Regions from separate parts of the Homo sapiens genome. Here region 1 is linked to region 2. A link is a loop called in an ENCODE intact Hi-C map of the cell type or tissue named here. Cell type or tissue: Panc1. All regions are shown on one strand. Links, peaks and the distances in the headings refer to the core of each region. The heading gives the core; the rest is flanking DNA.

Region 1 (8,654 bases), core at 308-8,307, 210 kb before region 2:
GGCCAGCCACTAAGTTCCTCATCTTCAAGTCTCTCGTCTCCTTGGACCACCACCACACTGCACGTTCGTTAACAGTTCCTGGGCCAAATGTATTTTTGGTGTTGTGAGTTGCCTCTGTTGCTTTACAACCCATTTTGAACTCGAATGAGAAAATCGCTCAAATTTGCTTTTTGTGTAACATCATTTCTATAGCCTAAAATAAACAGCAAGTAATAAGACATTAGCAAAAATAAATAAATAAATAATAAAAATAAACCGAGGGCCCATTAAAATGATGTCTAACATAACCATATTATTTAAGAATGTATTCCAATATTAAACCGCAATTTCCAACAATGCAAAAACCACAATTACATTTGCACCAACCTAATATTTTATTATAGCAGCCCAAACAGACTAAGTCAATTCATGATTATTTGTGCTAAGTCAGTCTGTTAGCTATTGTGTTGACAGAGGCAACTACTCAAATATTTGGGCTTAGATGCTTTTGTTACAGTTGTTTTCCCTGACTGGAAACTATGCCATCACCTGTTTAGTGTATTGAGCCAACAATACTGTCATCTGGCGAAACGATTACATTACTTTGAGCCACTGTATTATCGATGATGTCACCATTTGGAAAATGTGGTTTGTATATGTTGCGAATGAAACAAGACAAACAGCCAAGTGACAGATCCAGGACAGATCTACTATGCTCTGTAGGTCTTTCTTATCAGATGAAGATTTTCTTCATTTGTATCCTTTGATGGGCGATTCAGCTATTTCCTTGAATTAGGTTGTCGTGCAACTTAAGTCACATCCATTATCCAGCTCTATCTATATTTCCTATATACAAACTCTATGAAGTTATATACCAAACGTACATCTGGTGTGTGTTCCCAGAATGAGTGTCTAACATGCCAGGCCCTGAAAAATGACCCTAAAAACCTTTTGAGAATATATGCAGGTTATATGGAAGAATGAGAGAGGCCAATTAGCATTAGCTTCCTAATTCACCCCAAATATGGATGCTTAATGTATATTGATTATTGGAAAAATAAGATATCCTTTTTTTGTCTATCCTAGTATGAAAAGTGTAAAAGTTTGATAGTATTAAAGAGGGTGTGAACAAGCCAGCACACTCTGGCTGAAAGTATAAATTGGTATGATATTTTCAAAGGGCAATTTGGTAGTATCTGTCAATTTGGTGGTATCTGGTAAAAGACGACTCATAAGACCCAGTGATGCAACATTTATAGTGCCAGACATTTTTCCTGTAGAAACATCTCCACAAATGTGCAAAGATTTATGTATAAATATATTTATTGCATCATTGCTTATAATAGAAAAAAAATGAAAAGAACTCATATGTCTATCCTTAGAGGAACTGAGAAAAATACACAAAGGTGCATTTTAAAAAATTAGGTGGATCTACATGTACTGATACGCAAAGACAATTTGTGCTGTATAAGTCATTTAATAAAGCAAACTAAAAACAGTATGAATCATTTGTTTAAAAAAATAGTTCTGTAATGTTAGAAAATTTTGGAATCAGTAAATGATATTAAGTTAGAAAAAAGGTAAAACTTTTCTCCAAGAAAACAATATATTTTTATATATGTACTTTATATATGTACATATATACACATATAAAATACATATATACTTTATATATCTATTTTTATATATGTATAAATATTTTTATATATAATAAAACTGTTTGAATAAAAGCTGACTTCTGAGAAAGTCCTGATCTACTCTGTAACTCAGGAAATAGATTTGGCAGCTCTTAATGTGACCAGACAAGTGTAGCAGAGTGGAGCTTAGCAAAAGGCTCTGAGCAATTAAAGCTGCAGAATAATTGACCAGGTGCGGTGGCTCATGCCTGTAATCCCAGCACTTTGGGACGCCGAGGAAGGAGGATTGCTTGAGCCCAGGAGTTCAAGACCAGCCTGGGCAACATAGTAAGACCCTGTGAAGAAAAAAGCTGCAGAATAATTACCAGCCATCAGAGCTTCTGATGGAACCCACTCCTCTGTACTGTCGTCTTTGATCTGCTCTCAAGCCCTAATCCAAATGCTTAGCGCTTTTGGTACAAGAGTACAGTTCTGATGAGATGACTCTCTTTAAAACCATCCTTGGCTACCTACAGAATAAATCCAAATCATTTAGTGTGGCATTCAGGGCCCTATGCTATTTTCCAATTGTAAATCTCAACCCAATCAAAAGGCCTGTACAGCATAATGTTTAAGAGTTCAGGTTTTAGAGTGGGGATGGTTAATGGGTCCAAAAACATAGATATAATGAATAAGATCTAGCATTTGGTAGCACAGCAGAGTGACTACAGCCAACAATAATTTATTGTATATTTTTAAATAACTAAGAGTGGAACTGGAATGTTCCCAACACAAAGAAATGATAAATCCTTGAGGTGATGGATGCCCCAATTACTTTGATGTGATTAGTACACACTGTATGCCTGTATCAAAATGTCACATGTACCCCATAAATATATACAACTTTTTTCTCATTAGAAGATTTTATTTCTTTTTTTTAATCTTTTTTTTGATTTGTTTGTTTGTTTGTTTGTTTGTTTTGGAGACGGAGTTTCACTCTTGTTGCCCAGGCTGGCATGCAATGGCAAAATCTGGGCGCACTGCAACCTCCACCTCCCGGGTTCAAGTGATTCTCCTGCCTCAGCCTCCCAAGTAGCGGGGATTACAGGCACCCGCCACCATGCCCAGCTAATTTTTTTACTTTTAGTACAGAAGGGGTTTTGCCATGTTGACCAAGCTAGTCTTGAACTCCTGACCTCAGGTGATCCACCTGCCTCGGCCTCCCAAAGTGCTGGAATTATAGGCGTGAGCCACTGAGCCTGGCCTTATCTTTAAATTATTATTTTATTTTATTTTATTTTATTTTATTTTATTTTATTTTATTTTATGTTCCAGGATACATGTGCAGGATGCACCGGCTTGTTACATAGGTAAACGCGTGCCATGGATATACACCTATTTTTTTTTTTTTAATTAAGAGTTCAGGCTTTAAATGCTTAGCCAGATCTAGGATTGAGTGCTCTGCCTTATCACCATTTCAACGAATCTTAAACTATTTGTCCTTTGAAGCCAAATTCACCAATCTTTTCTCCATACCCCCTTCTTCCCAGATCCCTGTGAGAAAGCATGAAACTGTCCTTTCCCTGAACTCCCACATGGTTGTGTCTATACTGCTCTCAAGGCACTTGCACTTTTTTACTAAGTAATTTTTTGTTTGTTTTTTGTGACTTCCGTACTAAAATGTCAGGCCCATGAGAGTGGGACTCCACCGCCATCCCCATAGCACCCAGCATATTGCTTGCACATGCCAGGCTGATAGTAAATATTTGTGGAATTAAATGAATAAATGAATGAATGCATTTCCTTTTTGCAACAGTCTCAACAATTTACATATGCTACCAGCAAGTGGCAGTAGTCTCCTTTGGCTGTTCTGCCATTCAGCAAGCTGCTGCTCATTAGAGCCTAAAATCATTCTACAAGTAATGCAATTCCCAGTTTTAGATAGTTTGGCAGAGCTGAAAGTGCTGAAATCAGAATCTAGTAATTTGAGCTTTTAGCCCCAGATCTGCCACTGACAAGATATGTGACTTTCAAATCAGTCCTTTACTTTCTGGATATTTTTCTGCATCTGCAAAATGAAGGATGGGATGATTTCCAGAGTTTGACATTCTGTGATTTTCATACCCTGCAAACTCAAGATAATGAGAGCTATGGATTCTTGGCTTGTTGCCATCGTCATTTTTTATCTCTTGTAGAATGTACTTAAGATAAGGTCATGGACAGAGGTATTTCCTTAGAAATTCTCTCTAAATGATCTTTCCTTGTTTGGATGTAATGGAAGATCACCAGGGCCTAACCATCCCTCCCTGACTAGTGTTAACTCTCACGACGAAAACAGGTAGTGATTCTTAGAAGTGAAGAAAGACGAGGATTAGGGGAGGAGGTTCAGTTCAAGAACCATGGGATCAGGCAATGTGGGAAGGCTGGGAATCTGCTGATTTGATTCCCAGAAGGATCTCTACTGTATCTGTTTCGAAACCTCTGTTTTGATTCTGCATGAATGTGTTTTTAAAATTATATTCTGGGGAAAAGGAGTAATTACTTTTTATAATTACTATGGTAATTTAACTATTTAATGTTTTTAAACCACAGTTCTATTTTCATCAATAAAATACTGTCCCTAAAACACTATTGGAGAGTGGACGGCTCTCGTAATATAATGCTAAGTGAAATAAACCAGATTAAACTTCTATAGACAATATGATCCATTGTGTTTAATTGTAACATATACACATAGAAAAGGAGAGAAGGCTCCCTATCAAGGATAGGAAGCAGGAAGCCAGACACTGGAGCAAAACGGCACACATTTTAGAACCCAGGGTAACTTCAGGTAAGCATCAGGAGAGAAAAAGTCTTGCTGTGTAGGTCGGGTTTTAAAGGCAAGAAGGGACAAAGGGCTGCCACGTTATTTAGAAAAAAAAAAAAGATGCACGTAATTGAGGTTCTGTATTTGATTAACAAATATAATGGATATCACATTCAAAGTTTTGTTACTTAGATGTAACAAAGGTAAATATTATTTTGATAAAGAGTTGAACTTGGTGTAGAAGTCTGGTTCTAGCTACAAGAAAATATCTTCACTCTTTTCTTATTACCTTGTGGCAGAGAGTGCAAATTACTGGAACAAAGAGTAAATTTGGAATAAGGATCTCCTCTGAGAGGGAAACTAATAGGGAAATAAAAATGTTTTCTAGTTACAAGAAACAACTGATTTAACTTTACCTTAACCAATGATATCAATGCATCTTAAGTATGCAGGAGAGACAGACAGAAAGTTTTCTGTGCATGTGCAGCACTGTCTAGGAGAAAGAAACAATCTCGTAATGTAATGCTAAGTGAAATAAATGAGATTAAACTTCTATAGACAATATCATCCATTGTGTTTAATTGTAATGTATACACATAGAAAAATTAGTGGAAAAAAACATACAAAATATGTTCACAGTGTTTATGATGGAATTTTACATAACAGGCAATTTTACTTTTCTTCCGTATAATTTTCTTTAACTTTTGAATTCTCTGTGGAACTAATAGAACGTTTACAATGTAAAAAGTAAAACTGATATCAAGGCTTATTATGTTAATAGTGAAAAAGGCAGGTATGGCTAAGTTTCTCTGGATCCTTGAAGCCCATCTTGCTGCCCATACTCCAACAGATTCCCAAGGGTAGGATATAATCACAAAGACGCCTCAGGAAAGAGCCTACTTATTGCTGAATCGCTTAAAGTATTAGGTTGGTGCAAAAGTGATCACGGTTTTTGCCATTAAAAGTAATAGCAAAATCACTTTTGCACCAACCTAATAGTTACTTACCTTGGTAAACTGGCCTGCTGTGTGTGAGGTGAAAGGACCCTTTTTTCCCCTTGAGCTTAAATGAGCTTAGATGAGAAGTAAAGCCTAAGCAGGTACAAGACAGATGTTTTTTTTTTTTTCTCCTTGGCCCACCCTGGTTTCCTTTTTGGGTAAGGTCAAGGCAGCCTGCTTATAAAGAGGAGACCACCCTGGCCTGTCTTGTCATACCAACCACATGAGTTGCAGGGGCAGGGGAGATCACAGAATGGAGAGAACTTGCACTGCACTGAAGAGGTTAGCCCTAGTCCTGTTCTAACTAAAATCACCTGACTCTTCCCGGAGAAAGCTCTAACACCTAGTAGGGGAGGACATGGGAGAAGCCTGGCCTTCTCCTAAAGCAGGGATTCCCAAACTTTGACGATGACCCCAGTACACACATACCACACACTCCCACACACACACCTGAAGTAAAACTTTCACAAAAAATACGTAATCCTCAGGGCTGGCTTCCTAGGCTTGTGGCCTGTTATAGTAGCACAGGGCCACACGCTCAGAAGAGCCGCATAGTTGGTTTAGTGTTCTACTACCACTGTCTAGGAATCTTTAATAATTTTATTTTTGAACTTGTGTTTTGTAAATGAAGTCAAATGCAACAGTGGAGCACGCACATGAGCAGAGTAGATGCGGAAAATGTGTGTTTCTTGTTCCCTCATTTACATACAGTGTTTGTGATGCCCCCAGAGAACACAACTGCAGTGAACTGGCAGTGCTTGGGAGTTCAGCAAGTCTCAAAGGGAGAAGAAGATGTGTTCCCTCTACAACTAAGGCGGGGTGGAGTAGGGTAGTGACAGACCAAAGAGGTCATGCTTACCTTTTGAACAAGATCTTGTTTCATAGACAGAAAGAATTCAATGCAATGGGATTCTAAGAAATATGAAAACCGGCCAGGCGCAGTGGTTCACACCTGTAATCCCAACACTTTGGGAGGCCAAGGTGGGTGGATCACGAGGTCAGGAGATCGAGACCATTCTGGCTAACACAGTGAAACCCTGTCTCTACTAAAAATACAAAACATTAGCCAGGCGTGGTGGCGGGCGCCTGTAGTCCCAGCTACTCGGGAGGCTGAGGCAGGAGAATGGTGTGAACCCAGGAGGTGGAGCTTGCAGTGAGCCGAGATCGCACCACTGCACTCCAGCCTGGGCCACAGAGCAAGACTCCGTCTCAAAAAAAAAAAAAAAAAAAAAAAAAAAAGTAATATGAAGAACCCTATTATATCCTATGGTGTTACTTTCCTGTATTAGCCAACCAGTTATGCTGAAGATGATGACATAGAAAAAAAGGGAGAAGATACATCAACCCTTTCTCTTTCATCATGCCTTACTCACCAGTAAACCAAAGGCAGAGACTATTTTTAGTATGTGTAGTATGTGCATGTATCGGAAGTGAAACAAAAACACTTCAATTCATTTTGTGCAGTGTTTCCACTGTTCTGGTAAAAGCTACAAAATATAAACTGTGTAGTTTTGGTGATTCTGCATGTAAGTTAAGTGCTTTTATATTTGTGTCTTTGAACTGGCCTTGCCTAATAAAGATTAACAGTAAATTTTATGTTAATAATTTAATTTTTTTTTTTTTTTACTTAGGGTTGGAATAAATAGCAAATAAAAATACACTGTGGCAGTCAGGCGCAGTGGGTCTCGCTTGTAATCCCAGCACTTGGGGAGACCGAGGTGGGCAGATTCCTTGAGTTCTGGAGTTCAAGACCTGCCTGGGAAACATGGTGAAACATGTCTGCACAAAAATTAAAAAATTAGCTGGGCATGGTGTGCACCTGTAGTCCCAGCTACTCGGGAGGCTGAGGTGGGAGGATCGCTGAAGCTCAGGAGTTCAAGGCTGCAGTGAGCCGTGATTGTCCCACTGCATTCCAGCTTGGGCGACAGAGTGAGACCCTGTCTCAAAAAAAAAAAAAAAATCCCCAATATGGCTGGCAAGTCAAGACAGAGACTGCAGAAAAAAGAAAAAAGCTTTATATTTGAGTCCCTCTAGCAACAGTATTTTCTGCCTTTTAATCAAGGAGCCCCATATTTCTATTTTGTGGTGAGCCCCAAAAATTATTTAGCTGGTCCTGCCTATAAGGTATGAGATCCATAATACTTTCTACTCTGGTCTTCTCTGTTTTTAAGTGTTACTCATGGATACAAACACATAGAAATGATAAATACTTAAGGTGATGGATACCCCAAATACCCTGGCTTGATCATTACACGTTCTATGCCTGTGGCAAACAGTCACATGTACCCTATAAATATGTAACACATTATGTATCAGTAAAAGAAAAAAGCCAAGCGTGATGGCTCACGCCTGTAATCCCAGCACATTGGGAGGCCAAGGCAGGTGGATCTCTTGAGCCCGGCAGTTACAGACCAGCCTGGGCAACATGGTGAAATCCCGTCTCTACAAAAAATACAAAAATTAACCAGGAGCACACCTATGGTCCCAGCTACTTGGAAGGCTGAGGTGGGAGGATTGCTTGAACCTGGGAGGTTGAGGCTGCAGTGAGCTGTGATCATGCCACTGAACTCTAGACTAGACAACAGAGCAAGACCCTGTCTCAAAAAAAAAAAAAAAAAAAAGGAAATGGAAAAAACTATAACACATGTAAATACACGAAGAACACAAGAAATAATAATTAATAATGTCATAAAAATAATGCTATCTTTAGTAATCCATATTACTTTAGAATGGTCTAGTCCATGAGTGTGTGAAATAAAAGGAGTCATGTAAATTGGGTTAAAAAATGTTGCTCATGATCCACTAAATTGATTTCATGACCCTTAATGGGTTGTGACAGGCAGTTGGCAGAACCCTGCCCTAGAGGTTAGAGTGCATGGTTAACATTTCCCCAAACATTTTCTCTTCAACTAAACCAAAGTGCTTAGCAGCCAGATCTGGGGTCAGTCAAAGGTGATTTCACTTCCCCTTGAGGGAGACAATTAGAGGTATAAGGAAAGTCCTACCAGCACCTTCGAAAGGCTGCTTGACTAATTATTGTCATGGCTGCTAGAACCAATGAGATGGCTAATTTGGTCCCTCAAGGCCTTATACAAATGTCTCTTTGATCTTACCTCAGAAGTCTCTGTAACCCATCAAAGTAATACTTCAATTAAGTTTATCCCAAGGCTATCCCACGTACTGGGTCAGGAAGTCACCCCCTATTCAATTTCTCATCTAAAATTATGCTCAACTCAGTTATCCAAATAGGGTCAC
Region 2 (8,654 bases), core at 289-8,288:
CAGTGGCGCGATCTCGGCTCACCGCAACCTCCACCTCCCCGGTTCCAGCAATTCTCCTGCCTCAGCCTCCCGAGTAGCTGGGATTACTGGCGCACGCCACTGCACCCGGCTAATTTTTTGTATTTTTAGTAGAGACGAAGTTTCACCATGTTGGCCAGGCTGCTCTTGAACTCCTGACGTCAGGTAATCCACTCACCTCAGCCTCCCAAAGTGCTAGGATTACAGGCTTGATCCACCGTGCCTGGCCTCAGCTTTTATTTTATGTTCAGGGGTACATGTGCAGGATGTGGATGTGCAGGTTTGTTACATAGGTAAACGTGTGCCTTGGCGGTTTGCTGCACAGAGCATTCCATTACCTAGGTATTAAGCACAGTGTCAGTTAGCTATTCTTCCTGATGCTCTCCCTTCCCCCACACTCCTTCTGACAGGCCCCAGTGTGTGTTGTTCCCCCACCCCCCAACGTGTCCTTGTGTTCTCATCATTTGGCTCCCACTAGTAAGTGAGCATATGCGCTGCTTGGTTTTCTGTTCCTGTGTTAGTTTGCTGAAGATAACGGCTTCCAACTCCATCCATACCCCTCCAAAGGACATGATCTCATTCCTTTTTATGGTTGCATTGTATTTCATGGTGTATATGTACCACATTTTCTTTATCCAGTCTATTATTGATGGGCATTTAGGTTGATTCCATGTCTTTGCTGTTGTAAGTAGTGCTGCAATGAACATACTGAATGCTTTATATTCCTTTGGGTATATACCTAGTAATGGGATTGCTGGGTCAAATGGTATTTCTGCCTCTTGATCTTTGAGGAATCACCACACTGTCTTCCACAATGGTTGAAGTAATTTACACTCCCACCAACAGTGTAAAAGCAGTCCTTTTTCTCTGCAACCTCACCAGTATCTGTTGTTTTTTGTCTTTTTTTCTTTTGCTCCTGTCGCGCAGCCCAGAGTACAGTGGAGCAATCTCGGCTCACTGCAACCTCCACCTCCCAGGTTCAAGTGATTCTCCTTCCTCAGCCTCTGACTGGCATGAGATGGTATCTTATTGTGGTTTTGATTTGCATTTCTCTAATGTTCAGTAATGTTGAGCTTTTATTCATATGTTTCTTGGCCGCATGTATGTCTTCTTTTGAGAAGTAAATGTGTATTTCATTTAAGTTTTTGAATTTAATATAAAGTTGTTCATAGGAGTTTCCCTTCCCTTTTTAGAATTTTTGCTGCATCCATAGTTATGTCATTTTTCATTCCTAATGTTACGTATTTGTTCATTATTTTTTTCTTGATCAATCTTCCTAAAGGTTTGTCTATGCTATTAGTTTTCAAAGGACCGACTTTTGGATTTGTTTATTTTCTCTATTGCAATTTCTTTTCTATTTCATTAATTTCTGCTTCATGTTTATTAGCACCTTCTTTCTACTTTCTTTGGGTATATTCTACTGTTCTTCATCCAGTTTCTTATGTTAGACAGAGCTCAATTTTCAGGCTTTTTTTCCTTTTCTAATATAAGCACGTAAGACTATGTATTTCCTCTAAGGACCAGTTTCACTGCATCCAGAAAGTTTTCATATGCAATATATTCCTTATCATTCATACCTAAGTACTTATTAGAAGACTTTTAAAATTTCTGAATACATTTTGTTGTTGTTGCTATTCACTTCTAGTTCAATTTCGTTTTGTTTAAAGAGTATGTATGAAACTAGGTATTTGAACATTGTTGAGACCATGGCCTGTTTTTCCATGTATGCTTGAGAATAGTTTATATTCCGATTGTTGGTTACAGGTTTCTATAAATGGCCACAAGTTAACTTTGTTTATTGTATTGTTCACATTTATGTGTTTATTATTTTTTTCTGTTCAACTTAACATTAATTGAGATAATTACGTTTAAAATCTTCCACAATAATGGTGGATTTTTCAATTTCTCTCAATAGTTCTTATTATTGCTTTATATATTTTCGAGACTATTTTATTAACTGCATACACCTGTACAATTGTTAAATGTTTCTGGAGAAATGAATTTTGACCATTACATAGGGACTATTTATGCTCAAATAATGCATTTTATTGGTCACCTTTATCTGATATCAATATAACTTCCTCATCTTTCTTTCTCTTTTGATGTTTGAGATTTTAATCCAAACACATTGCTATTTGCATTAAAATCACAGGATACACGAACATGTAGAAGGTAGTATGTGGTAAAAAAATGCTGAGCTTCACGTGAGCTCACATTTAACTCTGGTCCTGCCCCTGATCACTCAAAGGACCTTGACAATTCATACTTCCTCATCAGGAAAGTGAGGGAATTTGATTGGATTAGTGCCAGACTTCTTTTTAACTTTTATTTTAAGTTCTAGGGTACAAGTACAGGTTTGTTACACAGGTAAATTTGTGTCACAGGAGTTTGTTGTACAGATTATTTCATCACCCAGGTGTTAAGCCTAGTACCCATCAGTTATTTTTCCTGATACTTTCCCTCCTCTCACCCTCCATCCCCAGGTAGATTCCAGTGTCTGTTGCTCCCATATTTGTGTCCATGTGTTCTCATCATTTAGCTCCCACTCATGAGTGAGAACATGCAGTATTTATTTTTTTGTTCCTGTGTTAGTTTGCTAAGGATAACAGCCTTCAGCTTCATCCATGTTTCTGCAAAAGACAAAATCTCATTCTTTTTTATGGCTGCATAGTATTCCATGGTGTATATGTACCACATTTTCTTTATTCAGTCTGCCATTGATGAGCACTTAGGTTGATTCCATGTCTTTGCTATTGTAATAGTGTTGCAGTGAACATTTGCATGCATATATCTTTATGTTAGAATGGTTTACATTCCTTAGGGTATATACACAGTAATGGCATTGCTGGGTCAAATGTTAGTTCTGCTTTCAGCTCTTTGAGGAATCACTATGCTGCTTTCCACAGTGGTTGAACTATTAGGTTGGTGCAAAAGTAATTGCTATTTTTGCCATTAAACGTAATGGCAAAACTGCAATTACTTTTGCACCAACCTAATAATTTATGCTCCCACCAACAGTGTATAAAGTGTTCGCTTTTCTCCACAACCTCACCAGCATCTGTTATTTCTTGACTTTTTAATAATAGCCATTTTGACTGTTGTGAGATGGTATCTCATTGTGGTTTTGATTTGCAATTTGTGTTTCTCTAGTGATCAATGATATTGAATGCTCTGCTTTTAAAGGGCTCATGTGTGTAAGTCAGACCCACTTGGAGAATCTCCTTATCGTAAGATCAAGTGACTAGTGAGCATAATTACATCTGCAAAATTATTTTTTCCTGTAATGTAATCATGAGACTAACACCAGAGGGTAAAAGTCATGGGGACCATCTCAGAATTCTTCCAAAGAAAGAGAGAGAAGCTAAATATAGCAAGAGTCGAAGCCATGAGTTTTGGGCCACTTTCTCTTACAAAGTACTTATCGCTCCAGGACCTGAGTGTGATCTTTATGTATCCCTTCAATTTGATAATGGGGTGCTTCTGTACCTACCCATCACTAAGATTTGGGGGGTCAGAAAACACCCTGTTTAGGATGGGCAGCTCAGCTGGCATGGTAATGTGCTGTTTCAATGAAATTCTGGGGAAAAAAGTTTTTAAGTCACCTATATTCTTTATGTGAATATATGTGCTGCTCTCCTTTTGGCTGCAACTTCTGCTCTATTCATAATTATACTATGCATGTGGGTTGCTCTCAATATTCAGTACTCAGGCTATTTTGCTGCTTAGTGTCACATCCTTTTGGCCACATTTCAGACTCAGCATGTTTGTTGCCCCTCTGGCAATACTTGACTGCCACTTAGTGGCTATTGTGATCTATTTTCTACTCTGGATTTCTGTTGACAAAACTTTCTGTTTAGGGCACATTAAGAGTCCCTATCTTTCCAGGCTTTATTCATTTTCATAATCCTTCACATGTCCTTCAGCAAACATTCTATCCAGAAAAAAAAAGATGTGCAGTCATGTAGATGTCCGGTCACAGGGAATGCATCCAGGTATTCTAGGTGAGGTAGGGAGAGTCTTGTCAGTGAGACATCTGGGCCCCCAGCTGGCAGCAGGGGCCACCTCGGTTGAGCCTGGAGACGTCCAGTACTGGTGAGATCTAGGATGGTGCATGGCAAACACCGGTGACCTCCTAGGGCCTCAATCTCATGCAGATTCAAGCGAGTGCCCTGTACCACTTCATGGTCTAGGTTAGCTCATGGGAACACCCACAACCTCCTGGACTTCGGCATATGTGTCTGTCATTGCAGGATTCTCTTGGCTCCATGGGACCCATCTCTTCTACTCTCACTAAAACAACCCTGGGATGTATATTTTAAAAACCGGAATACCATTTGGTTAGATGAGCTAAAGAAGAAAAAAAAACTTACCTTGTTTTGTAACACTGTTTGACCTGGATACAATTCAGCTAACAATGAAAAATGGCTGGAGAAAGAAATATGAACTTTAACACCATCTTACGGCTAGATCTTTTCTGTACAAATCAGGGAATGTGGTCTGATGTTCCCTATGTGCAGGCCTTTATAGCCTTACAACAGAACCCAGCTCTATGCAGCACCTGTGGGTTAAACCCAGTAAGACAGAAAACCACACAGATGCACTAGAAAATTATCTTCTATTAAGGGGAAGGGCTCTCAGGGCCCACAGCCCAACACCAGCTCCATAAAGGGGCTCTCAGGGGCCCATATCTACTTCTGAGTCCCCAGCACACCCTACCCTATCAGAGTCTTCTGTAGAATATAATCCCATTTCAACTCCTGCATATGCTTCTCTTTACTCTCCTTTGCCTTGTAAGTAGGGACTGGCCAACCTGGAATAACTCATAGTGGGACTTCATACCATCCAGGACCAGTGAAACTGCTCCCTTTACCAGAAGTCCAAATGCAGAAGGGACCATTAGAATACATGTTCCATTCTCAATAAATGATCTAATCCAGTGCAAGCAAAACCTCAGACTGTTCTCAGAGGAACCCAATGCATTTACCAATGCAGCCCAGGCTCTAACTTTGGCCTTTGACTTAACTTGGAAAGGTATACAAGCTGTCCTTTCCCTTGCTGTACTCCACAGGAACAACAGAGAATCTGATTAGCCAGTCAGGGATACATAAATAGCAGGGCAGCTGACTGGCCTGCCACCCATGAAGTGACAGCTATTGCTGATCTCTCCTATGACCCAGGTTGGAATTACAACAGGTCTGGAAGAATAAAGAATAGGGATGACCTACATGGTCCAATGCCTCCTGGCAGGGATCAGACTATGCATTAAAAAAAAAAAACCTGTTAACTATGAGAAAGTCAAAGTAGTCACACAGGGATTGTCACCAGGACAAAACTTTATTAGCCAGTCTACCCCAGATATCAGGAGAAAACCACAGAAATTACAATTAGGGCCAGAAACACTTATGTCTCAACTAACAGAAATGGATTTTGGAGTATTTCATAATAGGAATCTGAATGAGGAGGAAGGCAGAGTCCAGTGCAAGAACAGGTGAGATAAGGCTCAGGCTAAAATGATAGCTCTTTCTGTTAGTAGTGTCCTGCCACCTCGAAATCACCCCCAGGAAACTTGAAGCTTGGAAACTGGTCGCCAACAGGGTAACAGCTATCAAGGAGCCTGCTTTCAATGCAAGCAATCGGAGCACCAGGCCAGAAAGTGCACACAGCTGCCCCTGGGCCACGCCCAGTCTGTAAACAAGATAGCCACTGGGGAATGGATTTTCCTCAGTCCTGAAGGGGAAAGCGGACATCCTCCCTTGAGATGGCACTAACTCAAGACTAAGGAGGCCCAGGGTTCCAGACGGCCCCCACTGAAAAGAACATTCCAGTCACCAATCTGGAACTCTAGCTGACCCTTGATGTGGCAGGTAAGAATATTGATTTTTTAATGGATAAAGGGGCCTCCTACTGTGTATTAACTTCTCATGTTGGGCCACTTACTTCCAAAAGTTGTACCATAACTGGGGTCAATAATCAACCCCATTCTTACTATTTTACTTCCTTACTCACATACACATCAGTTTATGCCACACTCTTTCTTGCTAATTTCTGAGTGTCCTACCCTGCTCTTAGGCAGAGATTTATTAACTAACATGGGTGCCATCATACCACTCGAAGGCACCAGCCCCTCCCAAATGGTCCTCGTTGAAGGGCCAGCAGATCACCTCCCTATGTCTGTCAATCTTAGAACATGTAAATCCAGCATCTGGAACAACAGCGTGCTCAGAAGAGCCCTTTGGGCTCAACCTGTGGTCATTAAACTACAGGACCCCAATAAGTACCCCAAATAAAAGCAATATCCCCTAATATTAGAAGCAAAAAAGGTATTGAAGCCCTTAATTTCTAGATTCTTACAGCATTGTTTACTAGTGTCCTTAATACTCCTACGCTGACCAGTCATAAAACCAAATGGGGAATATCAACTGGCACAACACTTGAGAATCATAAACGAGGCAGGAACTCTCTTCCTCACTTGGTAGAGAACCGTTATATCTTATTAACCCAAATTCTGGGACATTGCCAATGGTTTAGTGTACTAGGCCTTAAAGATGTCGTGTTTTTAATCCCAGTGCACCTGTCCTTTCAGTTTCTATTTGCCTTTGAAAAGACAGATCCAAATACAGGGAACACCCACCAGTACACCTGGGTGTTATAGTGCCTGGGCTTTCAAGATAGCCCTCACCTGTTTTCACTAGCCCTAGACAAAGATCTCTGAGAGTTACCACTTAGGGAATGTGGTGTCCTACACTATGTAGATAACATCTTGATATGTAGCCCTACCAAGGAAACATCTGACAAGAATACCATCACAGTCTTAAATTCCCTTGGAGCAAGTAGATATAAGTTTTCAAATAAAAGGGCACAATTAAGCAAACAGGGAGTAACTTACTTAGGGTACATTATAACCGCGGGAATAAGGCAGCTATCAGGAAAAAGAAAACAAGCCATACTAGATTGCCTAGTTCCCAAACCAAGAGACAACACAGAACTTTTTTTGAATGTATGGGTTCTGTAGAACCCTGATTCCTAGATCTCTCTCGAGAGGAAGACTCACCAAACATCAGGCTCTCCTCTTAGACTGCCCCAAGGTTACTATAAAAACTTGTGACACCCTTAATCCAGCTCTGCTCATGCCAGTCAATTCCTCGGAGAACCTAACTCATTCCTGTATTAAAACCATAGAGCAGATCTACTTAGGTAGAAGAGATCTAAGAGATACATCTCTCAAGAATCCTGATGATGAATATAGTTTTCTACATTCTGATGGAAGTAGTTTTCTAAAAAATGGAAAAATAAGGGTAGGATGTACTGTGGTAAGTCTATACCAAACAATAGATGCCCAAACACTGCCACCTAATACCTCAGCACAAAAAGCAGGGCTAATCGCCCTCACCCTGAATCCTGGTTCCTCTCCCTAAGGCCCTGGATCTAGGTCAGGGAAAGGCACTTAACATATATGCTGACTCCAAGAACGCCTTCTTTGTGCTTCAACCACATGCAGGTATCTGAAAAAAGCGGGGTCTTCTAAATGCACGGAATTCCCCCATTAAACATGCAAAGGAAACACTGCAGATTTACGGGGCTGTGCATGATCCTAATCAAATGGCAGTCATTCACTGTCAAGAACATCAAAAAGGAAACTCCTCAGTTGCACTGGGCAATGCAAGGGCTAGCAGGGAAGCTAGGACCCTATTCTTCTCAGCTCATTCTCTTTATTTCTTATTTTTTATTTTTTTTGAGATGGAGTTTTGCTCTGTTGCTTAGGATGGAGTGCAGTGGTGCGATCTCAGCTCACTGCAATCTGCACCTCTCTCGCTCAAGCAGTTCTCCTGCCTCAGACTCCCAAGTATCTGGGATTACAGGCACATGCTACCACACCTGTCTAATTTTTGTATTTTCAGTAAAGACGGGGTTTCACCATGTTGGTCAGGCTGGTCTTGAACCTCTGACCTCAAGTGATCCACCAACTTCAGCCTCCCAAAGTGGTGAATTTCATACGGATGTGAGCGACCGTGCACGGCCCCATTCTTTTCTTATAAATCTATCCTATAGGATAGAAAACAAGCATAGGCTAAAGAAAATCAGAAGACCCTAAATCCTGAGGGTTGGAGGCTCATAGGTTTAAACTCTTGCTAGTCCCACCCATGAAAAATTGATAAAAATTTGCACAATTCCCTCCATATGGGGCAGGATGCTATGACCACGTGCATGGACCATGTGTTTACAGGTAAAGGCCTGGCAACCACAATAAAAAGGTCACTCAGGCCTGTGAACTTTGGTCTCAAAATTACCACGAGGCAAACAAAACAAGGGTCTCCTCCTTTATTAACCTCAGTCCAGTGGCAAAGAACTATCGTGGTGAGGACTGGCAAATTGACTGCACCCAAAGGCCCTCCTTTCGAGTTTTTAAATACCTTTTAGTTTTTGTAGACACCATTCTCGAATAGGTAGAAGCGTTCCCCGCCAGAACAGAGAAAGTTACAGAAGTGGCCAAGGCACTGCCAAAAGAGATCATACCAGGATTTGGCCTCCCATGCTCCTTGCAGAGCGACAAAGGCCCCTGTTTTCCTGCAACTGTAACCCAATAGATAGCCCAACCTTTGAAAATTAAATTTCATCTCCACTCCTTATGGAGGCCA

What was found. Peaks named below come from ENCODE experiments on the same cell type or tissue, not always from the same donor. Only the 100,000 strongest peaks of a DNase experiment are listed, where the experiment ranks them.
Region 1: it touches region 2 in a loop (4-fold over the local background); 11 of 110 quality-filtered maps call a loop at or near these places.

Annotation. Positions count from the first base shown.
Region 1 is chrX:135,481,384-135,490,037 of GRCh38, forward strand. No RefSeq gene overlaps it. Among named protein-coding and RNA genes, the nearest start is that of INTS6L, 35 kb to the right of the region's middle. RefSeq lists an enhancer at 8,174-8,223. In Panc1, for the core only: CTCF peaks have their summits at 3,442 and 3,645; a DNase peak (open chromatin) is centred at 3,458.
Region 2 is chrX:135,694,022-135,702,675 of GRCh38, forward strand. No RefSeq gene overlaps it. Among named protein-coding and RNA genes, the nearest start is that of CT45A1, 15 kb to the right of the region's middle. In Panc1, for the core only: a CTCF peak has its summit at 3,747; no DNase peak of the experiment used is centred there; H3K27me3 peaks cover 894 bases.